7 separate regions of the Homo sapiens genome follow, and regions 2, 3, 4, 5, 6 and 7 are each linked to region 1. The links are chromatin loops, found by intact Hi-C in ENCODE. Cell type or tissue: mammary epithelial cell. All regions are shown on one strand. Region 1 overlaps TMEM164 (transmembrane protein 164). Region 2 overlaps RTL9 (retrotransposon Gag like 9). Region 3 overlaps RTL9 (retrotransposon Gag like 9). Region 4 holds the start of AMMECR1 (AMMECR nuclear protein 1). Region 5 overlaps CAPN6 (calpain 6). Region 6 overlaps AMMECR1 (AMMECR nuclear protein 1). Region 7 has its middle 52 kb from the start of CHRDL1.

Region 1 (4,000 bases):
GAATCCAACAGGTGGACCTGACCTAGCAGAATATGCACTGAAGTCCAAGGACCCAGGTCCCAGCTTCTACTCTTACCTACTCTTACCAAGCTGCTGTGTGACCTTAGCTGTGTCTCTGCTGAGCTTTACGCAAGGGGGAGCCAACTCTTGGATCATCTGAGGCAACAAGGTTTCAACTCGTTCTGTATCAGAATCCGCTACAGCAGTGGCTTTCAAACTTGAGTGTGGGTCAAAATCAGAATCTCTAGGAGGGCTTCTTAAAATCCAGCTTGCTGGGCCCTACTTCAGAGTTTCTGATTAGAGTTTCTAGTAGATCTAGGGTGAGGCCTGGAATCTGGAATCTGAGAATTTTTATTAATAACAGGTTCCCTGGTTAGGCAGATACTACTATTCCAGGGACCACACTTTGAAAACAACTGTCCTAGGGAAGTTGTGGAAAATGCAGCTTCCTGGGCCCTGCCCCATAGAGTTGAATCCAGGAAGTCTGAGTGGGCCCTGGAATCTCCACTGTAGTAACAAGCGCTTCAGGATGATCCTGATGCTTGGGTCCTCCAACCATATAGGAGAAACACTGACTTAGAGGGAATCCTGGAGCTGGAAGATGAACCAAGAGACCTGGGAAAAGCTGCCAGTGAAGGGGACAGAGTCTGGCCAGGTGTGAGGAGCAGTGTCTCCTGGAAGGTGAGAAAATTAAGGCAGAAAACACTTGACTTAACCATTTGCTCCCACAAAGGACTCCTGAGCACCAATCACTTCTTCCTCAGCAGGGACAATCCAGTGGTCTTCAGAAACTCACCTACCCACCTGTTGCACAAGGCTCAGCCCTTCGCCAATCAGTCAAATCCCTCAGGTCCCCCCTCATCCACTAACCCTTTAGGAGCCTCAGGATTTACCAGAGTTCCTATACTTTCACCTGCCCTTACCTGACCAGTATAGTGGAGCAGGGAAGCCTCATGGAAGAGGGGAACTTCTCTAACATCCTAACACTAGCTAGATGGGAGGGGCAATGGGCTCAATGGTATGGAGGAGAAACAGGAAACTCAGCCTGGATACTGATGTCAGCATGACCTTGGGGCCAGTTTTTGAGCTGCCATTGGCCAAAGTACTTCCGCTTTAACTGGTCCCAGAAAGTAACTAGCACAGGAGGTCCAATCCTCATCCTCCAGAAGATGAGCTGAAAGCCCACTCAAGAGAGAGGTGGCCTGCCTAGAACAAACAACACTGAGGTTCTTAACCCCAGTTTCTTGAAATGTCCTCCAAAAACATCTGAATTGCCTGTATTTCAAAACAGCCTTCTCAGGCAGGCACGGTGGCTCACGCCTGTAATCCCAGCACTTCGGGATTCAAGGCCAGCCTTGGCAACACAGTGAAACCCCACCTCTCCTAAAATTACAACAATTAGCTGGGCATGGTGACGCATGCCTGTAATCCTAGCTATTCAGGAGGCTGAGGCATGAGAATCCCTTGAACCCAGGAGGTGGAGGTTGCAGTGAGCCAAGATCACACCACTACATTCCAGCCTGGGTGACGGAGCAAGACTCTGTCTCAAAACAAAAAAACAAAACAAAACAAAAAAACAACCTTATTACTGGGTGTCAAGCCTGAGGGTCACTGCTCAGCAATTCTGAAACAAGAGCTCCCTCTAGTGAAATAGAAAGGGATTTCCCAGCAGACTTGAAGCAGGCCCTCCACCCCACCCCCTGCACCCCAGCAGCCTGGGGAGACCAAAGGACTCCTTCTCAGAACAGTGTTTGAAATGCATAAAATAAAAGCCAAAGGAATTCAATTATATTAAAACACAGTTACCAAAATATTTTTAAAATTTTGTAATATACTAATTATGTTTCTTTATAAATACATTTAATCACAAGATCTAGCAGCAGGCCTAATAACTACCATCACTTTCAAAGCAGATGAGCATAAACACTATCCTGAGATGGCCGCTACTACTGAAATGTGATAGGAAGCCATCTGTGATTGCTACTGACAACAAAGACACAGGTAGGGCTAATACCACTGGTGCTTGTTGTCTGCGTTCATGTGCTACATTTCTGCTAGAGGTCAGTGAAAATAAAGATGTGACTTCCCCCCATTCAAGTGAATGAACCCCTTAAGATCCTATTTGTGAACCCCAGGTTAAGAACTGCTGCCGAAATGAAAACAAACACAACCAACCAATCGAAACACATCACAAGGATGAAGAGAGGGGAACTCCTGAGTTGTGTCACCAGCTGTAGGCAGGACCAAGCTGTGGGCCTAAAGCTGTGTGGGCACTTTCCTCCAACCACCTTGTGGCTGACTTCCTCCCAACCCATCCCACTAGAACCTCTGGAAGCCCACCACCACCACTGGCCTGGGGTGTTTATGATCAACCAATCTGTCTATACCTGCCACCTTTCCCCAGAATGTCCCTTTCACCTCCTCACCCTAAGGAACCCTGGCTGTCCACTGAGGGTGTGATTTCTTCCACTAACAGCTCTGAGAAGGCTGTTCTTTTTTAATCCTTCTATTCCTGCAGCAATTTTTTGTGGGGGAAGGGAAGTTGAAGATTCCTCTAGCCCTCCATTATTGCTTCTAGACGTTTACTCTTCCCTCGTTCTCTTTCAAGATTCAGTTCCTCCTCTTTGTCACTGTCACCTGTTGTTGGCCTCCAGGTCATTGAATTCACCTCAGATCAGTGTCACTTAGCTTACCACCTTCTTTTATACCTTTTCCTGATGGCATTCTGGGTGATTTTAACATCCATGCAGGCACCTCTTCCAATACCCTAACCTCGTGGCCTCCTGAACCTCCTCAACTCTACAGGTCTACTCCACCGCACTAACCACAACCTGCCTTCTGTCATCACTTTGAACTGCCCCGCCTCTGCTGGGATCATCTGACCACAACCTCCCGACAGTTCAGCTTTCATATCCTTATTCCTACTATGCGCATGCCCCTAGACCTCCTCGTGACCTGTGATCCCTTGATGCTCCTTACCTCCCTCCATAGAATTCCTCCTTGTTCCCCAGCTCTCTTCTAGCCTTTCTTCCACACCAGCTTGGACCCCATGGCCTCGAACTCTGACACCAGCACTCTCAACTCCCTGGTGGGAAGCAGAACTCTTCATCCCCCTCTCCCCACACTTCTATCTATCCCCTCACTAGATCATCCCCAAAGGGTGGCTTACTAAAGGTGAGAACCTAAAAAACTGCTCAAACCACATTTTATTAGATTAGTAGGCAGGGCCACAGTATATTGGCAAGCTGAAACCATACTAATAATAGCAAACAACTTATATACCACCATTACATGACAGGGACTGTTATAAGCACTTTATATATTAATACATTAAGTCATTTAATGCTAATTACAACCACATGAGGAAGTACTGTTATTATTTTTATTTTACAGATGAGAAAACTGAAGCTTGGAGAAGGTAAGGGAACTTGGCCAAAGTCACACAGCTAGTAAGGAGGAGAACCAGTATTTGAAACCAGGTAGTCTAGCTTTGTAATGGGCAGCATGTGTATTTCGTCGTGCACATCTCAGCAGAACCTGTCTCTCTGCATAGCCAGGCCTCTTCACTTTCCTCTCTAGCTTCTCAATGCCTTTGATAGGGTGGAAAGTATGGGGGGGCCTGTGCTACACATCTAGCCACATTATATTCTCTAGGTACAGAGTGGGAAGCTCACCTAGATGTTGAGAACAAAGCTGCAAGCTCTCGCCCAGCACTAAAGATACTGGATGCCTGCTCAGCTAATAATAAAGTGCTGCTCTGTCTCCCATTCTGCTATTGCTCCTTGGGTGACCTGTCCTTGGTCAGAAACCTGAAAGCAATACAGTGCGTTGCAGGATTACCAAAACTCTCCAGAACCCCTCAAACATCCCTCACTTTCTAGATTTTCAACAATACTGACCCTACTTACAAAGCCTCAACATTGGACGGATCCCTCCAGCCAGATGTCCTGCACCTCCACTTAGGCTGCTGAACCCCAAATGGGGTAACCGTACAAACCAG
Region 2 (4,000 bases), 250 kb before region 1:
AGAAATACCTCAACCCAGGAGCTTGGAAAATTCTTGAAAGTTATCTTTTTATTCCAGCAAATCCAACGTAATTGGCAAGATTCCTGACCATGCAAACCTGAGTCAGAATGAGTCGCCTTTACCCACCCATCTCCCCACAGCACCCAGAACCCAGCAGAGTACACTGGGCATCAATACATATTGGTTGTCGATTCCTCCATGGGAGCCCCAAATTCCATTTCTACAATGTCTGCTACATTGCCAAAACAATCCAAAAGCAGCACTAAAGAACATTTTGAAAATGGGGAAAAAAGCATCCATCACTCACCACTCTAACACAACTCTTAGTTTTGTGTGGAAAGTTCTCTTCCAGTCTTTATCCATGTGCAGACATATTTTTATAGCACTGTAGTCATAGGGAAAAACTGCAGCAGCTTCAGCCAAGAATCAGATACCATACAGCTCATGTCACTAAACTTTCCAAGTGAGAGCTTTTTCTTCTCTCATTCACTCTATTCATTCATTAATTCAGTCATTCAACAAACATAGATTTAACCATGGCTCTGGTGCTACGGCCCTGGGGAGTACAGAGATGACTAAGGCACAATCCCAGTTCTCAAGATGCTTCCAGTTTAATGGGGGAAACAGAGAAGACAGCAGGAAATTATAACACACTGGGATAAACATGAATGCTGTGAAAGCACAGAAGAGGAGCATTTAAAGTGGGCAGGAAAGGGTGTGGAGGATGGGGAGGCAGAGAATATATATATATATGCTTTCTTCTTTCTTCAGAAGAAAGCAAGGTGTCATCAGGTGGCCAAAAATAGTACTGTGTGACTGCATGGGCAAGTGGTAGTGGATGCAGTGAGAAAGGAAGGACAGGGCCAAATCATTAAGATCAAAGGTTTCTGTTTCATTCTGAAGACTGAGGGGAAGCTCTGGAAGGACTTTAAGCAGAGTAGTAGCACTGTCAGATGTGCATTTTAGAAAGATTGTCCCAGCAACAGAATGGAAGGTAGATTGTAGGGCATGAGATAGGTAACAGGGGACCCATTTATCAGCTTGTCACAATAATTCATCAAGATAAGGAAGGTCTAAACGAATGAGATGGCTTCTCCACATACAAATTGTGTCACGTTAGTGAGTGACTTAACCTGTCTGTGCCTCAGCTTCCTCCTCTGTAAAGCAAAAATAACAAGAGTATTGCCCTTGCAGGGCTGCTGGCAGGATTAAATGAAACACTGCATGCAAAGCACCTGGCACAGTGGCTGGTACCTAGAAGACACTCGATACATATCACTTCCCCTTTCCCCTCATCCTTTTTCCTCCACTTCACCCTTTCTTAAAGGCTGGCATGGTATGGAGCATGGAAGTGGCCAAAGCAGACTCTAACCCAGACAGTCTGACTCCAGAGGGCAGTGGAGAAAGTTTGCAAGTGCTATTGTCAGGACAGTTACTTAGAAGGATTGTTTAGCTGAGTTGAGGGCCCCGCTGAGGTTGGAAACTATGACTTTCTGGTGGGACTAACCAACAAAGTGATGGGATTTTCTCCAGCAATGTTCCTCCATCTGGGCATAAGCACAGAGGAGGAAACTGTCAGTTAAATTTATCCAGACTTAGGATTTTGCCTCATGGATGCAGCAGAAAGACACAGGGCAAGGGAATTGGGGATATACGCAAGATTCTGAAAGCAAACAGACCTGACTTCAAATCTCATCTCTGCTGTGGGACTTTGGGTAAGTCACTCAACCTCTCTGAGCCTCAGTCACCTCATTAAAAGGAAAACCACAATAGTATCTTCCTCATAAAGTTATTGTGAGGATAACATGAGATTACTGAAATGATGTCATAAGATGGGTAGTATATGCCTGGCACATACATATTAGTTGTTATTCTTATCATCATCATCATCATGTTCCAGGATGGAGAGGGAAGGTAGTAAGGTGAAAGGGGCTGATGGGATGGAAGAAATGGATGGAGGGGGCTCAAAAAACTGGAGAGCCTCCTGAGGTAAAAAGAAGAGCGTTGAGGCCAGCCAGCAAGGTGTAGATGGTAGGGGGTTCTGACTGATGATGAAGCATGGTAAGGCTAGGATGAGAGTGTGTCCTGTACATGGATCACGGATGTCCAACTCACCCAGAATGATGTCAGGACTTGGGGTGGAGAAGAAGACAATGAGCCAGATGTCGAACTCTTCGTTGAATGTGGGGGTGGGGGGGGGTTGACCAGGAGGGGATGGTTATAAAGAAGCGTCAACGAGGAGAGAAGTAGCCAGATGGCATGAGAAGGAGGAGTTCTTGGCTGAGGACGGAGGACTAACAGCCTGGAAGCAAACAGGGGAAGCTAGAGCACAGACCCCACCTCCCAGCCCTAGGGTGCCTGTAGTGTGGGAGTGTGGACAGTGTCCACTAGAGGGCGCTGGTGGCAAAGCCGTGAGATCCGCCGTGGAGACTCAGGTTTCAGCACTTCCAGGCCCGGAGGTAGACAATAGTGCTCTGTAAAATTTATCCAGGGTGTAGGGGGAATTGTTTACTGCAAGGTGGGGGCTTCCAGAGGGTACTGAGAAGAGTGAGAGAGGGCGGTAGTGGGGAGGTGGATGAGTCGGGGTGGCAGGGATGGGAGCACTGAGCAGTATGAGGATGGTATGGGAGAGGACAGATGACGAGCAGGGAGGCTTAACGTTTGGGCTGTGGCCAAGAACTGGGGGATGTGAAGCCTGGTGGGATTAACTGTCCTCGGAATTCCAAACGGAGCTTTTTTTTCCCTTTACATCTTTTGTTTATTATAAAAGTAGCACATGCTAGTTTCAAACAACTCTAATTATTGCTCAAGGGAAAATCTACCTCTCCTATTCTACTCCCCAGTGTTGACAGTCTGTCTATCCTTCCAGTCTTTTCCTGTATGTGTAACATATAATACCCTTAACAAAAATCAGATCCTACTATACTTACTCTTCTGCAACTTGCTTTTATCACAATACTATATTGGAGATATCATTGCACATCAGTATTTAAAGATCTAGCTTGTCTTTATTTGTGGCTACATCGTCATTGTCATCATTATACTAGTAGTTGGAATAGTAATGTGTAGCAATTATTAAATGCTCTGTGCCAGGTCCTATCTGAATATTTCATATGAATTATCTCATTTACTCTTCACAACTTCATGAATTGTTACTTTTCCCATTTTACAGATGAGAAACGGCACAGAGAGGTTAGAAACTTGGTCGAAGTCACACAGCTCATAAAAGCTAGAGGAGGAAGTCAAACCTAGGCAGTCTAACCAAGGCTCAAACTCTTAATCATTAGCATAGTAATGCTTAGTATGTCATTATTGGGATGTATTATAAATGATTTAACCAGTCCTTCACCGAGGTCATTTAGTTTTTTCAATTTGCTCCTATTTACAAATAATGTTTAAATGAACATCCTTATACATGGAGCATTTTGCAAAGGTAAACTCCTAAGACAGGAATTGCTGACTCAAATAACATTTCCAGTTGCCCTCCAGATGTGCATCAAGAGTGAATGAGTGTGCTGTTTCACCAGATTCTCACAAACCCTGGGTTTTAGTGACCTTTTAAATTTTTGCCAATTTGAGAGGTAAAAGCTGACATCTGAATCATCTCAATATTGTTTTAATTTGCATTTCTTAATTATTACTGATTGGTGTTCCTTTTAATAGGGCATAGGCCCTTTGCCTTTCCTCTGTGAATTGCCTGTTCATTATTCTTTGAGCATTTTTCTAGTGAATTGTTCATTATCTTCTCATTGGTCTACAGAAGCTCGTTTATTCCTTCCTTCAACAAGTATTTATTGAGTACCTACTGTATGCCAGGCACCAGTCTAGCACTAGAAATATAATAGTGAGTAAGCAAAACCTGAGCTTTCATGAAGCTAACATGTAAGCAGAGGAAATAATAGAAAAACAAGTAGCTAAATCATGTCATTGTAAATCATGGTAAGTGCTGTAAAGAAAATAATGCACTTCTTACACTGGAGCTGGTGGAGTATTCTGAATA
Region 3 (4,000 bases), 250 kb before region 1:
CTCTGTCCTCTACCTCTAGGCAGAGTGAGCAGCAGCTTGTACAGTGAAATTTAAGGTCCTTCTTCCCACACTAATAATGTCAGATCGTCCCACCACCAATACAGGGGAGGAAAAACCCTGAGTTCCATTTCCAACTCTGCCATGACTTGCTCTGTGACCCGAGGCGAGTCATCATCCCTGTCGGTGACTCAGCTGGCTACCCATAAAACGAGAAAGTCAGTCTGAGTGGTTTCCCTAACTGGGTTCCTCATCAAAATCACCAGTGATACTGTTAATAATATGCAGATAATTCAAGTCCTCATCTCGGACTTACTGAATCAGACTCTGAGGATTAGGAGCCACACTGCATCTGTATTTCAACAGCATTCCTGGTAATTCCATTGTACAGCCAGGTTTGGGATCTAGTGAACCAGATGACCTCAGGGTCCCTTCTGCTCCTGACAACAGGTGGTTCAATACCTCCCTCTGTACTTATGTACCATATCTCTAAGTGAGGTGCTGCCCCCTGCCCTTCTTGCTAAGTGGGAGCCCATTCTCTTATCAGGAGCCCTGAAGGCTTTAGCCATTCCTTTGTCAGATATTTAGCAGTTACCTTTGAGGACAGGACCCAGAAGGAAGGAGTACACGTATTATTGATGGGATCAGGGGAGTGAAAAAAAAAAAACAGCAGCAGCAACAACAGAAAAATGGGGGAGCTGGATCTGCCTGAAGGCCAAGACAGCCTGAGATCCTAATGGGGGCATGGAGGGCATTGACAGATTATACGTACAATACTCGAGCCTCATTTTCCCTGGTATCCTCTCTGTCTTGGCCAGACAAAACAATGCAAAGAGGTACAGCTAAGCTGGAAAACAGCCCTCTTTTTAGGTAGTGAGGTCTTTGGGCCCCTACGATTGATACCAGCAAGTGAGAATGTAAACACAACTCTCTTCACCACTGGGACCATCTGACGTCAGTCCCTTGGCTCCAGCATGTCTCAAGATAAGAGGACTGTAGGAAGCCCTGGGCCTTGACATTAGGACGCTCTAGCTTTGAGGCAAACTCTGAACTATGGTTTCTCTTCTGATAACTGGGATCCTGCCTTCTTTTGGTGATCAAAAGTCCCCGTCTCAAAAAAAAAAGTCCCCATCTCCTGCCAGTTTTATATACCCCGACTATGCTGACCTACATGCCTGACTCCAGCTGTGTGCTTGCATCCACATTCATTATTCATTATTTATAAGCACCTCAGTTAATTAGGCCAAACGGAAGCAAAACACATGGTCCTGGCCCTCACGAAGCCATCAGGCTAGCACAGTGGTGTTCAACCTTATCAGACTTAACATCCTCTCTTTTATAATAAATCTGCTTTTGCTTCACCCCTTTACTATCCTGAAATTAAATTTCTAGGTACTATAACCTACCTACACGCATAAGTTCAAAAAGATAGCTATATGTCCTGCCACATAAAGAGAAAATAAAGCAATACATAATAAAACACTATGTATTTAACTCTGTAAATGCTCACACAGGACTACATTGAATGATTAAATGAAGTAGTCAGAAGCTTGTGCCTTTATATAGAATCCCCATGAATGCAACAGTTATGGACACAAACTGATATGTTATATTGATTAATTCCAAAAGCAACATCACAATTGTTGACATGATTTCCTGAAATGGTGAATGAGTCTGTGTGATCCTCTGTAACCATGTAATCTTCCATATCTTTACAGAATAGTTGATTAAAACTGTGGGGTCGGGGCAGGGGAAGCAAAACCCTTTATGCTTAGGTATAAAACATTTATAGTAAAAGTTTAGATAATTAGAAAAGCAGTTTTCAGCTCCATGGAAGTCCAGCAGAACATTCAAAAATTATTCGGGATGCTAGACTATTTTTCATTTTGCAAGTCTGTCGTGGGCGTTGGAGAACATCTAGCATCCCCATTTCCAGTCCTCTGAATACCCTCTTGCATTTTCCAAAAGTCCCCTAGGGGGCAGTATTGTCTCAGTTGAGAGCCACCAGTCTAGTCATTCAGTTTCTGTGGAACTGGGATTTTGTCTGGTTCTTCCCAGGCTCCCAACTCCTTCACCCTTGCCTCCAAGGACTAGAGTCCCATCCTTGCTACTAGCACCTGGCAGGACTCCTAAGCCTCACCTGCTCCTGCTCAGTTCAGCTAGGCTGGGCAGGACTTCTGCTTTCACCAAAGCCAAGTGCTTCTCTAAATTGATACCTGTTGTTGCCACTCTCTTTGGGTGCCCCACTAAACTCAGCTGCAGTTGAGTTTCCTGCTCCATCCCAACAGGGTGCATTTTGCGGCATATGCCAGCTCTTCCACTCTGAACTTCCAATCTCCAGCCCCCTGACACTATGATCACCCACAGACCCAGGCCGTTGATAGTCAGTAGAACAGGTCCAACTACAGCAAGGTTTGAACTTGTGCCTCACCAGAACCCTGTGGCCTTTTGCCTTCAGCTAGATCCCCTTCTGATATTGAAACAGGAAAGAATTATCTTCTGCAAATAGAAAGAAAATGAGAGTCAGACCTTCTGTTAGGGCCCTCTTCTACCAGCCTTTAAATAGTTTTCTTGTCAGCCTCACACAGATAGCCCCAAACCATTTGAGAAGCCAGCACAGCTCCCTGCAAAGCACTGTAGCAAAAGGACTATGTACTCTGGAATCAGATGGACCTGAGTTCAAGTCCAGGGTCTATCTCATACTGCTTAAAGACAAAGAAATTCACTTAGACTCTCTGAGCTGCAGTTTGCTCACCTGGAAAAATGGCAACAATAATGAATGTCTGGAAAATGCTTAGCACAGTACCTGCCACATAGTAATCTGCTAGTAAATGGTTGTTATTTGTATTATTCTAGCAATCACATGGTATGTGCTGAAAAGTGGCTTCTGCTGACCTTACCTGTCCTATCCTATATATTTGCACTGTATCTTCTAGACCAAGGCAGAGTTTCCTGTGAGGCTCACTAGGATGAATCTGCATCCTGGGTTGAAGTTCCAACAGTGAGAAATACCAAGCTGGTAAAATCTCAAGGACTCTCTTCACCCAGCCATTGAGAATGTATTTTTATTTTTTCTATTCTGTCTCATTCCACAAAGAAAATCTTTTATGTAGCATTGAGCAAACCAGGATGGGGAAGCAGAATTAACTAGAAACTATACTTAAACAGGTTCCCACTTTCCTATAAAATTCAAGAATTGTCTGCAAAGGTGACTGGTGAAGTTGGCGGCATTGTTAATCACCTAAAGCAGCGTTTGCGCAATACCAGAGCTTTCCGAGGAAAAGGAGAAAACACAATCAATCATCCAGGTGCCAAAGAAGGCATTCAGCTCCTGTGCAGAGATGATATTAAAAAGTTACCTCAGTGCAAGCAACTAGATTAAGACAACAGACATCTTGAAGGTTCTAACCTGTTTGCTTAGCATTAAGAAATGGTGTTGAACAACCCAAAAACTATTGCATGAAACATCCACACATTCATCAATCAGTCAATATTTATGGAGCACACACTACATGCCAGGCACTATGAGAACTATAGAAAGCAGAGGAGCATAAGACTTTCCAGAACCAAAAAGAGGAATGCTTTTACACTGTTGGTGGGTGTGTAAATTAGTTCAAATATCGTGGAAGACACTGGAGATTCTTCAAGGATCTAGAACTAGAAATACCATTTGACCCAGCGATCCCATTACTGGGCATATACACAAAGGATTACAAATCATGCTGCTATAAAGACACATGCCCACCTATGTTTATTGCGGCACTATTCACAATAGCAAAGACTTGGAACCAACCCAAATGTCCATCAATGATAGACTGGATAAAGAAAATGTGGCACACATACACCATGGAATATTATGCAGCCATAAAAAAGAATGAGTTCACGTCCTTTGCAGGGACATGGATGAAGCTGGAAACCATCATTCTCAGCAAACTATCGCAAGATCAGAAAACCAAACACCGCATGTCCTCACTCATAAGTGGGAGTTGAACAATGAGAACAC
Region 4 (4,000 bases), 160 kb before region 1:
GACAAAATATTAATGCATTTTTTTACTCCACTAGTAATTGACAAAGAATTGTTATTTGTTTCATACTTAAGGTTAATTCTAACAGTGATGAAGTTTGAGAGGATGAAATTACATATCACCGACCAATTAAACTATCCCTTTTGTCTTTAGGCTGCATCTAACCATTCCAGATTTTCATCTATCTATCTCATAAAATCTTTTTGGAAGGAGATTTTTCATCTTTCCTTGGTAACATATTTCAGTGTCTCTCAATCTTTCCATAAAAACTAAGTTCTTATTTCTGTTTAACCTCGGTTCCACCTGCTGGAGTGTAATGTCACTATCTTTTGTCCATCCTTAGCCTTGTTATCATATATTGTTAGTGAGAGGCAATGTAGTATAATGGCATGGTTTTTGGAATCAGACATGCCAGCATTCCAATCCTAGCTCTGTTACTTTCTAGGTGTGTGATGTTGGGCAAATTACTTCTGAGGTTTAATAGCCTCATCTGTTAATGAGTAACCTCAGAGCATTGTTGTGAAGATAAAACGAGATAGTATCTTATTCTGAAGGATTATGGGGTAGGACGAGGTATGGTATTGGAGACCTAAAAAGTGTTCAATACATACTATAATAGCTATTTATCTGATTATGTGCATGTATCTGACTTAATTCATAAACTCTTTTAGAGCGGGAGGCATACTTCCTGAGTACGCCCTGGATTTCAACAGAAGTATAGTGTTGTGCACATAGTATGGTGCAGAGGCTCAATATTACTGAATGAATAAATTGTTTTGTTTTTATTCCCTGAGTGGAATGAACAGCCCCCAGCTATCTGCAAGATCCCACGCATGTAGAAAAAAGGTGACAAAAATCAATCTGCAGTTTTTAAATATGCAGATACCTGACTTTATCTAGATGTTTTAGCATGGTGTAGATACAATGCAAATAACTTACGCTTTCTATTTCTATCACGTTCATTTCTACGAATTTTAACATTTGATTATTGTCATTATTTTTATTATTAAGCTGCACTTAGGCACCCAGAAAGGGACTGACTCATATGTCTCCTCATCCATCCAAGCATTTAATTGAGAAATTTTAAAAATGAATATTAAGAGCTAATTATATACTTGAACAAAATCTTTCAATTTGTGACTAAGTACATTACCTTCCCTATTTATCTCTAAGATCTGAGCACTACAGATAATATTCCTAATTGCTTTGTACCCAAGCCAAGAAATAAAAACCAAAACCAGAAAAGTCCACCACTGCAAGTCCCAAAGCACAATTAGTATCTTTGAACCAGTGAAGTATTAGTTAGGACTTTATTTTTGGCTTTTAAATGTTTAAACGGGGCAAGGAGGGTAAGTTGGGGGAACAAGTACAAGATACATAGATTCAGTCGGACTTGAATATTTCTCCATAAGGAAAGGAAAGAGTACCCTGGTGTGTGCTTAGGCTGGAATTAAAAAGACAGCAGCGTGGCCATTTCCTGGATTGCTTTGTACACACTTTACAGGGGCGGTCTCAGGTATGGAGCTCTGGGCACCTGCTCGCTCACACTCCAACAGTTCAGAAACCCGTGTATTTGAGGCCGGGTGGCTCAGGTTCCACGTAACTGGGCTTAAGTGTCATTAATACTGCTTGCGGCGGGGGGTTACTGAGCTGTGCTTTGGGACCTGGATGCTTACTTCGGACTTTCTCCTTTCTTCCCCCCTACCCCCACTAGTTTCCCTTTCCCTCCTTCCTTCCCGGGCGTGCCCACCTTCTCCCTTTGCTCCCACTTTCCGCTGTCTGACTCTTGTTTCCTTCACCTTCCTTTCTAATCGGCTTCCTGTCTTCCAACCTCTGCCGGCCGGAGAGATTGAGATTGGGGCTGGGGCTGGGGCTGCGGCTCAGAAGAGGCACGAGTCGGGCGGGACAGGCGCGAGGCGCCCAGCCGCGAAAGCGAGGAGCGCGCACCGAGGCGGGGGCGCGCGCGGGGCAGCCGCGTGGCTAGGCAGACGGGGCCGGGAGCGGCGCGCGCGCGCCCCGCCAGCCTCTGGCGCGCCCCCGGCGGCCTGAGCCGCAGCGTGCTCGCCCCCGCCGCCAGCTCGCCTCACTTATGGGTCGGAAACGCTGCGTGGGGGAGACTGTTCCAAGATGGCGGCGGGTTGCTGCGGGGTGAAGAAGCAGAAACTGTCCAGTTCGCCCCCCTCTGGCTCGGGTGGCGGTGGTGGCGCCTCCTCCTCCTCCCACTGCAGCGGAGAGAGCCAGTGCCGAGCTGGGGAGCTGGGACTAGGAGGCGCCGGTACGCGGCTCAACGGGCTGGGAGGTCTAACCGGAGGAGGTAGCGGCAGCGGCTGTACCCTCTCTCCCCCCCAGGGCTGCGGCGGCGGCGGCGGGGGGATCGCCCTGTCGCCACCTCCGAGCTGCGGAGTGGGGACCCTACTTTCTACCCCGGCCGCCGCCACCTCTTCCTCACCCTCCTCATCGTCCGCCGCCTCGTCCTCATCGCCGGGCTCCCGGAAGATGGTGGTGTCAGCAGAGATGTGCTGCTTTTGCTTCGATGTGCTCTACTGTCACCTGTATGGATACCAGCAGCCCCGGACCCCCCGATTCACCAACGAGCCCTAGTGAGTACCGTGCCCTCCGCCGCCCTCTCCCTTGCGCTCGGGATGGGGCTCAGAGTTGAGGCAAAGTGCGAGTCCGCCTCCCGGCCGGCGGATGCCCCTGCCCTCTCGCTGCCCGGGTCCCCGGAGCTACTCAACTGAACTAAGGGCACCCTGCGCTTTTTGCCCTCCGAGGCAGGCACCCCACACTTGGAGCAGGGTGCTGCTGCAAGGAATGGCCCCGTGGCTCCTAGAGGTGTTAGCTTTCTCTTTGCGATGACTTCGAGGAGTTTTGACTCCTTTACTTGTCTCCTTCACCACCCCCACCACCCCTCACCCTGCCCCGGTTTTGGAGATCTGGGTTACTCAAGGTGTTGACCTCTCCTCACTTTGGTTTCCATTACCCCAAGTGAAAGCCCCGCCAGTATTCCCGCCCCGCGTATCTTGCACATGGAGAACTACTATCCCATTGCAGGATGAAAAATAGCAACTATCCAACTTCTGTTAGTGATGGAACTTAGCTCTGGAGCTTGTGAGGTTACCCATCTTCTCCTCTGGGTTTTCTTGTGCCCTGGGAAGGGGGGAGGTTTCTTAAAACACATTTTTCCCTTACTACTTATTTTTATCCAAATACACCCATTAAAATGTGTTTCTCGTGTAGCGAGCGCACTGCCGGCTTCCTCACATTTGAAGAGTGCGACCTTTTTTTTTTTTTTTTCCATTCCACCGTCTGGATAATAGCTCATTCAAAGAGAACTGTCCCCACAGAGCCACGGTCAGTTTGTACATTAAGCGTGCATTCGCTTTTGTGTCGATTTCACTTTTTAAGAAATCCATGTTATACTTGATGATTTGAGAACAGTTAAATAGTAAATGTGTAGGAATTGTTATGGTTTCCTTTGGTTTTGTATCTTAAATTATTTTACCCTTCAAGTGTGTGGTTGAAAAATTTTAAAATAGCACTGTTACAGCTAAAAGCCAGGTTAATTCTAATCCCTGTCCATTTGGATGTGTGGGAGGTGGGGCATATGGTTTTTTTTTTTTAATGTGTAAACTGAATGTAAACTGACTTTTTGCGTTAAATGCTAGACAGAATGTAAAGACCAAGAGAGGGCAGAATGAGAAAAAGTGCAATTGCTTTTATTTGAGTACTTAGCATCAACAAGAAAAATAATACAGAAAAAATTTCAGTGAAACTCGTACTGAAAGGCATCAGCCCCTTTTCCAGCTAAGACAAGTGCCCCTTGTCCCCCATATCATAAATACCTGAATTGATGTTCTTTTAAAACTGCTCCTTTTCATTTTGTGAGATTAGAGGATTGGACTACTGTTGTATAAGTATAAACATTTCTGCCTAGACTAAAATATTAAATTAATATGTAAAGTGGAAATTACAATAAAGTGTCCTGGAAATTGTGCATTTGTAC
Region 5 (4,000 bases), 1.1 Mb before region 1:
CACCATCATCACCTCCGGAAAGTGTAGTCCTGCCCTAACCCAAGTCACCCCCGACAGTAAATTTTACCTTCATGTTGAGAAAGCTTCCTGGTGCTTAATCAAGAGCTGGAGTTCAATGAGTCCTAGACAGTGAGAGGGGCCTGAGCTTCAGCTCAATGGAAGCCTGCTGTGTGCCACAAGACGGAAAAGTGGAAGAAGCTGCAGTGGGAGACAAAGCCTCGGTCCCCCACCCATCCACACACACCTACACTCACACACGCGCACATGGGCGCGCACGAACTACCATTCAGGCAGTCAGTGGGCAAGAGGAAAGATAAGTAAGTACCATACACACCTAAAAGATGAGAGAATTCATCCAGACATATTACAGCCAGTTTGGGGCCCCTGACTGCAATGTGAAACCTCTCGCTGCTGCTAGGTTTACAAACAAGCCCATTGTCCTGTGCCTCCTAATATCATTTGTACTGAAGACCCCATCTGGGGACTTGAGACTTTGGTCCCAGCCCAGACTCCTCAGACTTTTCTCTCAGTTGGGATGCTTCACTCGCTGGGGGTGTTTGTTTGCCCTCTCATTTTTCAGTACTTCTACAGAATTTTCTCTAGAGTCAGTCATTATGAAATGTACTTCCCTCCATCTTAACCTATCAACTTTCTGCCCCTCCTTCAAGGCCCAGTATAAATGCCACCTCCTCCATGAAGCCTTCCCTAATTCCACCCCAAACCCCCACCTTCAACAATATTTCAACGCTTCTGCAATGATGAAAAAGAAACATAGTTGTAGTACTTAGCCTACCTAGACCAGCAAGCATTCATTTTTAGCTCGCTCATTTTTTACCATGTTTTCCAGTCTGTTTAACTTCTGCAGTGCCTTCACTACACTGCCTTACATAAACCAAATCACAATAAAGTTCATATTCAGTACATTGATCAGTCTTGACTTGAATTGATGGCATGGGATGGATGGCAAGAGTGACCATCTGTTAAGACTTGTTTCAAAGCCACTGGAGGTGGGGGTTGAGGTACTTCATGAAATCTGAGCTCAGGTAAAAGTGTGATGGATTCAAAAGCCCTGGCTACACTCTGATGGTACAGTTCTTTGCATTCTGGGGTAGTTGGAAGAATGAAGAGGGGCCTTTATTTCATATTTAGGGACAGCTAGGTGCTATTCGGGGTTACTTGAGTTTGAAACTCCTATTTGGGATTGGACTCGAGGCCATAGGTACAGTAGCCAAATCTTTCAAGGGAAGATCTCTCAACAAGACAAAATACCAACTCCCCTTTCCCAGCATCTTCCTTAGAGCCGAAGGGATGTGTGAAGACTTCACTCATTTGCTTATACAACCTGCCATCTACCATCTTAGGGTAGGCAAAGGGGAAAATTCTTATTTTTCTTTCTGACATGAAAAAGTGCCTAACCAGGGGAGGGATCTCCAAAGGAGTAGCTCAGGAGAACAGTTCTCAAGTACAGCCCTCACTGTCTGTCCCTATAACACTAACCCAGAACACACTAGAGATTTACATGTTGTAGATTTTTGTTAGACATGAAATATCCCATGTGGATAATGCAGTCATTCCATATGGTCACCAGATGGCACTATGGTATTACAATTAAGCTCAAAGATGCTACTGCTTTTTTTTCCCCCCAAGGATGACAATTTTTCCCCAGACAAAAAAGGGTAGAATGCCCTCTTTCACCACTCATATTCAACATAGTATTGGAAGTTCTGGCCGGGACAATCAGGCAAGAGAAAGAAATAAAGGGTATTCAAACAGGAAGAGAGGATGTCAAATTGTCTCTGTTTGCAGATGACATGATTGTATATTTAGAAAACCCCATAGTCTCAGCTTAAAATCTCCTTAAGCTGATAAGCAACTTCAGCAAAGTCTCAGGATACAAAATCAGTGTGCAAAAATCACAAAGCACTCCTATACACCAATAACAGACAAGCAAAGAGCCAAATAATAAGTGAACTCCCATTCACAATTGCTACAAAGAGAATAAAATACCCAGGAATATAACTTACAAGAGACGTGAAGGACCTCTTTAAGGAGAACTACAAACCACTGCTCAAGGAAATAAGAGAGGACACAAACAAATGCAAAATAAAGCCATGCTCATGGATAGGAAGAATCAATATTGTGAAAATGGCCATACCGCCTGAAGTAATTTATAGACTGAATGCTATTCCCATCAAGCTACCATGAACTTTCTTCACATAATTAGAAAAAAAACACTTCAAATTTCATATGGAACCAAAAAAGAGCCCACATAGCCAAGACAATCCTAAGCAAAAAGAACAAACCTGGAGGCATCATGCTACCTGACTTCAAACTATACTACAATGCTACAGCAACAAAAACATCATGGTACTGGTACCAAAACAGATATATAGACAAATGGAACAGAACAGAGGCCTCAGAAATAACACCACACATCTACAACCATCTGATCTTTGACAAACCTGACAAAAAGAAGCAATGGGGAATGGGTTCCCTATTTAATAAATGGTGCTGGGAAAACTGGCTAACCATATGCAGAAAGCTGAAACTGGATCCCTTCCTTACACCTCATACAAAAATTAACTCAAGATGGATTAAAGACTTAAATATAAAACCTAAAACCATGAAAACCCTAGAAGAAAACCTAGGCAATACCATTCAGGGCATAGGCATGGGCAAAGATTTCATGACTAAAACACCAAAAGCAATGGCAACAAAAGCCAAAATTGACAAACGGGATCTAATTAAACTAAACAGCGTCTTCACAGCAAAAGAAACTATCATCAGCATGAACAGGCAACCTACAGAATTGGAGAAATTTTTTGCAATCTATCTATCTGACAAAGGTGTAATATACAGAATCTAGAAGGAACTTAAACAAATTTACAATAAAAAACAATCGCATCAAAAAGTAGGCGAAGGATATGAACAGACACTTCTCAAAAGAAGACATTTATGCAGCCAACAAACATATGAAAAAAAGCTCATCATCACTAGTCATAAGAGAAATGCAAATCAAAACCACAATGAGATACCATCTCACACTAGTTAGAATGGCAATCATTAAAAAGTCAGGAAACAACAGATGCTGGTGAGGATGTGGAGAAATAGGAATGCTTTTACACTGTTGGTGGGAGTGTCAATTTGTTCAGCCATTGTGGAAGACAGTGTGGTGATTCCTCAAGAATCTAGAACCAGAAATTCCATTAGACCCAACAATTCCATTACTGGATATATACCCAAAGGATTATAAATCATTTTACTATAAAGACACATGCACATGCATCTTTATTGCAGCACTATTTACAATAGCAAAGACGTGGAACAAACTCAAATGCCCACCAATGATAGACTCTATAAAGAAAATGTGGCACATACACACCATAGAATACTATGCAGCCATAAAAAAGAATATGTTCACGTCCTTTGTAGAGATATGGATGAAGCCGGAAACCATCATTCTCAGCAAACTATCATAGGAACAGAAAACCAAACACCATATGTTCTCACTTATAAGTGGGGGTTGAACAATGAGAATGCATGGACAAAGGGAGGGGAATATCACACATCAGGGCCTGTTGAGGAGTGGGGGTCAAGGGGAGGGAGAGCATTAGGACAAATACCTAATGCATGCAGGGCTTAAAACCTAGATGATGGGTTGATAGGTGCAGCAAACCACCATGGCACATGTATACCTATGCATGTTCTGCACATGTATCCCAGAACTTAAAACAAAATTTTAAAAAATTTAAAAAGGGTAGAAAAGAAAAGGAACTAGCATTTTAAATTATCTGCTGTGTATCAAACTCCACATTCAATGCTTTACATATGTGATCTCATTTTAATGCCCATAACAACCAAATGGAGTGCCGTTATTATCCCTGTTTTTGAAGGATAAGAAAGTTAAGGAAAAGAGGGAGGCAAAATAACTTGCTCATGGATGTTCATCCATTAACAACAGATGGCTTTGGTATGATTGTTTTTATTTAACTCCGGAACT
Region 6 (4,000 bases), 52 kb before region 1:
TTTAATATATTTTAGGGGGCTTAAATATTAATTTCTATTAAGTATTAGTTCCCTATTGAAGCAAAAAATACACTTTTTTTTTTTTTCGAGACAGAGTCTCGCTCAGTCGCCCAGGCTGGACTGCAGTGGCGTGATCTCAGTACACTGCAAGCTCCGCCTCCTGGGTTCACGCCATTCTCCTGCCTCAGCCTCCTGAGTAGCTGGGACTACAGGCGCCCACCACTATGACTGGCTAATTTTTTGTATTTTTAGTAGAGATGGGGTTTCACCGTGTTATCCAGGATGGTCTCGATCTCCTGACCTCGTGATCCACCCACCTCGGCCTCCCAAAGTGCTGGGATTACAGGCGTGAGCCACCGTGCCTGGCCCCCATTTTTTTTTTTTACTTTTAATATACAAGTATTTGAAAGTGAATTAGTTACTGTTAGAATGGCTATGCTAAGAGGAAAAGCCCATCCTTTTCAGTTAGTTCATCATTGTTTCAGGTATTTGGCAGAAGAGAAATTTGTATACAACGAATAAGGGTGGAAATTATATTTTTAAGTACAAGAATGTGATTTGGTCTTAAAAAAATATGTACCTTACTCAGTGATTGAAAATGGAGTAATAGTATTGTGGGAATGATATTCTAAGGGTTATCCTTAATGATTCTGAAAAAGCATTACTAAACACAGAATGCCAAAATGGAATTAAAGGCATTAAAAAATTATACGTTGACACAATTTCACTTCTAGGTATATACCCAAAAGAATTGAAGTGTTGAAACAAAAACTTGTGCATGAATGTTCATAACAGCACTGTTCACAATAGCCAGAAGGTGGAAACATCCCAAATGTTTATCAACAGATGAATGGATAAATAGAATATGTTATATTCATACAATTGAACATTACTCAGCCATAAAAAGAAGTGAAATACATGCTACAACATGAATGAACCATGAATACATTATGCTAAGTGAAAGAAGTGAAACACAGAAAGCCACATTCCGTATGACTCCATTTATGTGAGATATCCAGAATGAGCAAATCCATAGAGATAGAAAGCAGATTAATAGTTGCTAGGGGCTAGGGGGAGGGGTAAATGGGAAGTGACTACTTAATGGTACAGGGTTGCCATTTGGAGTGGTGAGAAAGTTCTGGAACCAGATAGTGGTGGTGGTTGTACAATATTGTGAATGTATTTAATACCACTGAATTGTACACTTTAAAATTGTTAAAATGGCAAATTTTATGTGTATTTTACTACAATAAAAATGGAAAATAAACTTTATACATATATTCTGTTCATAATAGCAATTTTAACTTATCAAAGAAGAAAATTTTTTAAATTAAAAACATATAATGAGAGAAATGTGAGTCATTTATAATTACACCATTCTGAGAATAACTACTGTTAACATTTTGGAATATTTCTTTCCATTATCTTTTATATATTATACTAAGACTTTTTAAAATTTTTTTTCCATTCTTTATCTGTCTTTGTATCAATAAATCTGAATATTTGGTTACATAACAGATCATATTGAATATGCAATCACTATTTAAAAGATTGTGGGGAAGTCTTTATGGTTTATCTTTGTATATAAGTAAATTATATTTTGAATTTCCTTTTTGAGAAGTCAGTCTATATTATGAAAGTATATGCTTCACGAGAATTTTCACACTAATAGGTACAACTTTTCTTCCAAGAAAAAATATCCTATTCACCATAAGTATGCAATTTTAACCTGAAATGTGAAGTCCTGTGTATGTTTATGCCACAGGGGAAAACAAGGAGATTATTACAGAATTTTAATACAGAATGTTAAAGTTGAAGATAGATAATGAGCATGTTTTATACAAACAGAAGCTTCTAACGTAGCACTTTTCTGGTGGAAGTACAGTTTGAGAATTGACCCCCACTGGTTAAGTGTGTTACTGCAGTGGAATTCCTAATTAAAGGGATGAAAATGCCCAGATTAAAGCAGGAAGAGGGCAAAGTCTAGAAGTCCCAAAGCATAGAGGTAGATATCTTCGCTACCAAGACAGATATCCCTGTGGTCATGAGGATGAGGAACGTGACCACGATCAGTGGTAATAGCCACCCAGTTTTCAGATGATCAGGAAACAAATGAATTGCCACGCGTCTGGCTACCATCTTACTGTCTTTTTCATGCAAGGTTTTTAACTCGGTCTATTTGGGAACTTTCTTCTGATAACATGTCTCTAATTTTATAATGGAAGTTAGTAGGAAAGTAGGATTTACTTTAGACCTTGTTTTAGGAGCTAGAGTGCTTCTGTTTGATAATGTGAGGGATGTTTGACAAATGGTTTTACAAATGGCTGTAACTAATTTCAAGTCAATATTGAATTGACAGACTAATCAATAATGCTTCCATATGTTCTATTTCCTCAGAATAGTAATTATAACATTTAAAATAAGTGTTTATGGGTAGCCTCTGAAGGAATCTGGGCAGTCATTAAAAATAACAGCCATCCACAAAAGGCAGTAAGGACAAATTAGAGCAGTGGCCCCACCCTTCCAAGAATAACTGATCATTGCCCACATCATGATGTACTTATTGTCCTAGTAGGTATGAGAAGGATGAAGAGTGAATAATTTGAGGAAAAATTTCATTAGCTGATAAATTGGAATGTCTACCTGCAAGGCTAAAATGGTTGTTAAATGAGGAAAATTGCTCCCCTAGATAAATCTGACATGATATGCTTTGTGTTTGAACACGGAAACTCATCACCATTGTTCTGTGTTCTTCAGTTGACATCATTTTCTTAATTCTGAATGACAGGGTGATTGACAGACATGGTGCTTTGTAAAGAAAGAAAAACTCATGCAGCATGTTGGAGCCTGCCAAAATGACATAGCCTGGAACTTGTAGAGTTAAACTGTTTGGGAGCCATGTTTCCTTTTTAAAAATCTGAAAGGATATAAAACCAGACATTACAATGGACTGGAGCTTGACTTGAGGGGTGATTCTATGTGTGTCACCTCATAGGTGCTCATTTTCAGGATGATATAAATGAATAAACTTTTTGTTTGTAGAAGAATTCGTATAGCAAGTATGTTACCAGTGATTTTGTGGAAGCTAATGTAGCAATTTGCTGACAGAAGTCAAAATATTTTCTAAATTGTAATCAAGCGTCTTTTACTTCTGTGCTTTAGAGACAAGATCACTTGAAGGCATGAAGTAAAAATATTCTCTGTATTCTAAAGTAACTCCTTAGATCAGATTTCAAAAGATTAATGACATTTTCACAAACCATTAGTCACTTTCTCCTATATCTGGCTACCTGGATCACTGGTATCTCACTTTTTCTATACAGCTGTCACCTGGGCAATACATTGTGGTCCCAAGACAGACTGTTCCATTGGAGCACACAATACGTACATGGAATCAACCCATGCTGGGTGGGGCTGGCCAGCACAGTTATTGTATGATGCCAAAAATCTGTCCCTGGACTATAAAGCTATACCTCAGGCCCCTGATCTCACTCTGTCCCTAAAGTACCAAAGCATCTGTCATTGTATTTGAGCCTCGTTGGACTCCTGGTACTCAGAAAGCTGTGTTTCACTTTAAAAGCAACCTCCAAGGCACACCTCTTGAGTGATCACAGCTCAATTCTGACGTGTTCAGTTGCAGTTAATAATAGGGTGCTTTTGTAACAACCTTCGTGAGAGTAAACAGATGAGATGAATAAATTGGCTACTGTCATTATCTCCCACATATTTTAGAAGTTAATGTTCTTTTCACCCTCACTCCCCCCTTAAAGGTTTACATTTTTTAGCTCCTCTTAATGTGCCATTGAAAACAGAGTTCCCATTCATACACAGATGGTAAGCATGACTCATGAAGTCACCCAGCGAAATGACTTCTGGTTGTATATGTTATGTTTCCCCTCTTGGTTAGTTTTTCCCAACTATGATATACATCATGTTTTTTCTCTCTTCTAACTTAAAAAATATGAGCTTCATATATCCAGGAAAATGCTTTTCACAGTAC
Region 7 (4,000 bases), 690 kb before region 1:
AGTAAGTAGCAGAGCTGAGATTTGAGCCCAGGTCTGTGTGACTCTACATCTGCACTTTTAACCAGCTGAATGGAAGACATTCAGGCTGTATTCAGACCCCATTTCTTTGCTCCGTTAGTTCAATCCTGGTTGGGGGTCTGTCTTCATGGTTCCAAAGTTTCTGCCTTTCCAGGGCCTTCATTTTACCTTGGGTCCTGACGCTGGCTGCCTACTCGTCAATGACTCCCAACATTTCTTCAGTCTTCAGTACCTGAATACCATCCTTCCCACCAACTTCCCCACCCCAGCTCTCTCACCACCCCTTTCCTTGCATACCTCATCCAGACTGTAAACATAACTGAATCTACAGGTTTTAAGAACCTTCTCCATATCCCACCCACTGTCCAGTCTCCATCCTTGGGTTCTTCCAGGCTAGCCCTGGATGAATATCAAGGCCCTGACTCTATTTCCCCTTGAGAGTTTATGTCTGTACCTGTCTAATTCTATGGTTCTGTATGCATGTGAATATGTATAAGATAGAGACTGGTATACAAAGGAGGTGGGAAGCACTTAATGGAAAAGAGGATGCTAGACGTCCTCAATGTGCTAGACAGTTCCACACAGTGAAGAATGCCCCATATTCTGTCCAAATTTTGAATGCCACCTCCCACCCAGTTATTCATGTAGGTTAAAAAAATCTGTTAATAATTAGCTGTGCCTAGAACAGAACTCTGATTTATACATAAACACAAAGTATTTTTTGCACAGTTTTATTTCAGTATATGCTGAAATTTCCAGGAATACAGCTACCATGTAAATTGAGGGAAAACTGCTCTTTGTTGTGTTCAGAACTCTCCCAAGAGTTGTCTAACATTTTTGAAGATCATATTGCCAACAACAACGCTGATCATGGTAATTGAGTCACTAATGCAATGCCCCTGCATGCGCCTGCATTTGTAGTGTTTGAGTTCATGCTGTTTCTGTACGTAGGTGCAAGCTTCTACCTGTTCCCCTACATCTTATAGCATGGTGTGGCCTCAATCTTTGCAGATGGAAATTCATTATTTATTACCAATAATTTCCTTTTATTTCTCCTTCACACTAGTTGGACCTCTCTCTCTCTTATATATATACACACACACACACACAAATATATAAAATTATGTGTGTGGTAGGTACATTGCTCTATGAGTTTCTCTGTCTCATTTTAGGACAGTAAAGGGGCTGTAGCAAAGTATTTGTCAAAAATTACAAGCACTTACTAAATTGCCTACACTGCTTTCAGTGCTTTACATACCAGTCTCAGTCAATCCTCACAGAACTTCACAGAACCTGAATGAGATGAGTATTATTTGCACTCTTATCTTGCAGATGAAGAGGTGCATAGAGGTTAAGTAATTTGCCCAAGGCCACGCACTTAGTAAGTGATAGACAAGTAATCTGAACTCCAACCTGTTTGACTCCAAATGCAGTACACATTCAGCTGCTTGCAGTGTGGTAGATTACATCTACTGTTTCTTATTCGTGTTAGAACAGGCTCAGGATGATTCCAAGGGCAGTGTATTCCAAAACTATTTGAGGATTCCTACAAAAAGTATAGACACCCCCACCACCTGAATGACTGAAAACACTCATGCATACATTTGGATATGTTTAACACACACACAGCCAATCAATGACCTGAGTCAAATTTAATGGTGTCTTATTCCTTAATTGCTTCTTGTGTCCAATTAGATTGTATAATGCCTGAAAGCAGATCTGTGCCAGCCATATTTTCCTTTTGAAAAAAATAAGGTACATAATCTGATGCTGAATGTTACAATGGGAACAAATAGGTTCCATCTGGACTGTCCTGTGCAATTCCCACCCCATCAGCAACTAGCCACATTAATAGGACTTGGTGGCTAACAAATGATATATTTAGACCTTTATTTCCCTCAATTAACACGATCTATCGAGTGAAATGTACATCGCATAACTACATGTCTTATTCAGAGAAACTAGCCATTCCTCTTTCTCTGTGTAAACGAAAGCTCAGTGGTTTTCTCCAGGCTTCCATGAAGAACTACAGATCTCATTCTCAAGCATATCTAAATTCCATCACTAGATGGCAGTGTTGCCCAAACTTTTAATAGAGTAGTAGGTCAGCTTTGTTTAATGCCATTTTCTTCATGAGTCCTAGATCGAATTAACCATCTTTCCTGCCACCAGAAAAATGTCCAGAAGTTTTCCATGCTGAGATTTCAGGAAAGATAACTTGTCTGTGGCAACTTGTTGACATTTAAAAAATAAGCTTAAACCTGTTCCAGTACAGCTGGGTCGCCTCAGTTTAGTTCAAATACCCCTTGAGTCTATATTGTGTTGAAAACACTGAGCTAGGTGCTGGGGATACACAGATGAAGTTGAAAGGGCCTGACTCTCTTAAGAAAGGCGCAATCTAGTTGGAGAGACTGGCGCACAAACAAAAAGCTCTATAACAATATCATAACACTGTGATAGGGTAAGCATAGGATGGGGCACCCATCTCAGTTTGGGGATTCAGGGATCTACAGCTGGTGACACTAAAAGCTGAATCTTTTCAAAAATTTATTTGTATTTGTATAAATTTAAGGGACACAAGGGCAGTTTTGTTACATCGATATATTAAATAGTGGTGAGGTCTGGGCTTTAATATGTCCATCTAAATGGATCTACCATAAAGATAATAATGATAATAATGTATGTTTTACTCATTATTTTCTCATACCCCACCACCTCCCACCATCCCACCTTTCTTGAGTCTCAAATATCTATCATTCCACACTCCATGTTCATGTGTACCCATTATTTGGCTCCCACTTAGAACTGAGAACATGTGATATTTGACTTTCTATTTCTGAGTTGTTTTACTTAAGATAATGGCCACCAGTTCCATCCATATTGTGGGAAAAGACATGATTTCATTATTTTTTATAGATGAACACTATTCCATTGTGTATATATACCACATTTTCTTTATCCAATCATCCATTTATGGACATTTAGGTTGATTCCAAAGCTTGGTGAATACTTCTGCAATAAGCATAGGAGTGCAGATATCTCTGCTATATACTGATTTCAATTCCTTTGGATATACATTCACTAGTGGGATTGCTGGGTCATATGGTAGTTCTATTTTTAGTTTTTTGAGAAATATCCATACTGTTTTCCACAGAGGGTGAACTAATTTACATTCCCACCAACAGTGTGTAAGCATTCCCTTTTATCCACATCCTTGCCAACATCTTTTTTTTTTTTTGACCTTTTATAATAGCCATTCTGACTGGTGTAAAATGATATCTCATTGTGGTTTTGATTTGCATTTCTCTGATGACTAGTGATGATGACCATTTTTTCATATGCTTTTTGGCCACATGTATGTCTTCTTTTGAGAAGTGTCTGCTCATATCCTTTCCCATTTTTAATGGAGTCATTTGGTTTTCTGTTGTTTTTGTTGAGTTGTATGAGCTCCTTGTAAATTCTAGACATTAGTCTCCTGTCGGTTGCATGGTTTGCAAATATTTTCTCCCATTCGGCAGGTTGTCTGTTCACTCTGTTGATTATTTCCTTTGCTGTGCACAGTTTAAAGTCTTATTTGCTTATTTTTTATTTTTGTTGCTTGTGGTTTTGAGGTCTTAGTCATGAATTCCTCGCCCATACCAATGTACAGAAGACTTTTTTTCCTAGGTTTTCTTCTAGGATTTTTATAGTTTCAGGTCTTACATTCAAGTCTTTAATCCATCTTGAGCTGGTTTTTGTGTATGGTGAGAGACAGAGGTTCAGTTTCATTCTTCTGCATATGGCAATGCAAGTTTCCCAGCACCATTTATTGAAAAGGATGTCCATTGCATTAGCCGACTTCAAATTGTACTGCAAGGCTATAGTAACCCAAATCGCATGGTGCTGGTATAAAAATAGACACACAGATCAAAGGAATAGTATAGAGAACCCGGGAATAAGGCCATATATCTACATATCTTTGACAAAGTAGATAAAAACATAC

Evidence for each region. A loop is a pair of places that touch in the nucleus more often than their neighbours do. Peaks named below come from ENCODE experiments on the same cell type or tissue, not always from the same donor. Only the 100,000 strongest peaks of a DNase experiment are listed, where the experiment ranks them.
Region 2: it touches region 1 in a loop (11-fold over the local background); 108 of 110 quality-filtered maps call a loop at or near these places.
Region 3: it touches region 1 in a loop (9-fold over the local background); 108 of 110 quality-filtered maps call a loop at or near these places.
Region 4: a loop joins it to region 1, with 7 times the contacts of the local background. A loop is called at or near these places in 43 of 110 quality-filtered maps.
Region 5: a loop joins it to region 1, with 13 times the contacts of the local background. A loop is called at or near these places in 2 of 110 quality-filtered maps.
Region 6: a loop joins it to region 1, with 2.6 times the contacts of the local background. A loop is called at or near these places in 3 of 110 quality-filtered maps.
Region 7: it touches region 1 in a loop (13-fold over the local background); 20 of 110 quality-filtered maps call a loop at or near these places.

What each region holds. Positions count from the first base shown.
Region 1 is chrX:110,158,306-110,162,305 of GRCh38, reverse strand. The region is part of intron 5 of TMEM164 (transmembrane protein 164); the gene reads right to left. Among named protein-coding and RNA genes, the nearest start is that of SNORD96B, 65 kb to the left of the region's middle. RefSeq lists an enhancer at 1,178-1,711. In mammary epithelial cell, a CTCF peak has its summit at 1,649 (motif pointing left); a DNase peak (open chromatin) is centred at 1,375; H3K27ac peaks cover 601 bases.
Region 2 is chrX:110,411,715-110,415,714 of GRCh38, reverse strand. All of the region lies in intron 1 of RTL9 (retrotransposon Gag like 9), which reads right to left. It also overlaps a transcript of AMMECR1 not described here. Among named protein-coding and RNA genes, the nearest start is that of RTL9, 55 kb to the right of the region's middle. In mammary epithelial cell, a CTCF peak has its summit at 2,388 (motif pointing right); no DNase peak of the experiment used is centred here; H3K27ac peaks cover 851 bases; H3K27me3 peaks cover 143 bases.
Region 3 is chrX:110,406,311-110,410,310 of GRCh38, reverse strand. The region is part of intron 1 of RTL9 (retrotransposon Gag like 9); the gene reads right to left. It also overlaps a transcript of AMMECR1 not described here. Among named protein-coding and RNA genes, the nearest start is that of RTL9, 49 kb to the right of the region's middle. RefSeq lists an enhancer at 2,234-2,283. In mammary epithelial cell, a CTCF peak has its summit at 1,979 (motif pointing right); DNase peaks (open chromatin) are centred at 200 and 2,000; H3K27ac peaks cover 157 bases; H3K27me3 peaks cover 234 bases.
Region 4 is chrX:110,316,196-110,320,195 of GRCh38, reverse strand. It overlaps AMMECR1 (AMMECR nuclear protein 1), which reads left to right and starts at 2,111. Exons shown (of 6, transcript NM_015365.3): 1 at 2,111-2,597. The coding sequence starts at 2,125. It overlaps LOC105373312 (a long non-coding RNA gene), which reads right to left and starts at 1,944. Exons shown (of 4, transcript XR_938504.3): 1 at 1,748-1,944. RefSeq lists silencers at 1,929-2,078, 1,811-2,145, 2,339-2,398, 2,443-2,598 and an enhancer at 2,119-2,248. In mammary epithelial cell, no CTCF peak of the experiment used is centred here; a DNase peak (open chromatin) is centred at 2,045; H3K4me3 peaks cover 2,641 bases; H3K27ac peaks cover 2,738 bases.
Region 5 is chrX:111,242,026-111,246,025 of GRCh38, reverse strand. CAPN6 (calpain 6) reads left to right here. Exons shown (of 13, transcript NM_014289.4): 13 at 1-927. Among named protein-coding and RNA genes, the nearest start is that of CAPN6, 26 kb to the left of the region's middle. In mammary epithelial cell, a CTCF peak has its summit at 1,582 (motif pointing right); no DNase peak of the experiment used is centred here.
Region 6 is chrX:110,210,350-110,214,349 of GRCh38, reverse strand. All of the region lies in intron 3 of AMMECR1 (AMMECR nuclear protein 1), which reads left to right. Among named protein-coding and RNA genes, the nearest start is that of SNORD96B, 13 kb to the left of the region's middle. In mammary epithelial cell, a CTCF peak has its summit at 1,883; a DNase peak (open chromatin) is centred at 3,789; H3K27ac peaks cover 2,654 bases.
Region 7 is chrX:110,845,582-110,849,581 of GRCh38, reverse strand. No RefSeq gene overlaps it. Among named protein-coding and RNA genes, the nearest start is that of CHRDL1, 52 kb to the right of the region's middle. In mammary epithelial cell, a CTCF peak has its summit at 2,077 (motif pointing right); no DNase peak of the experiment used is centred here.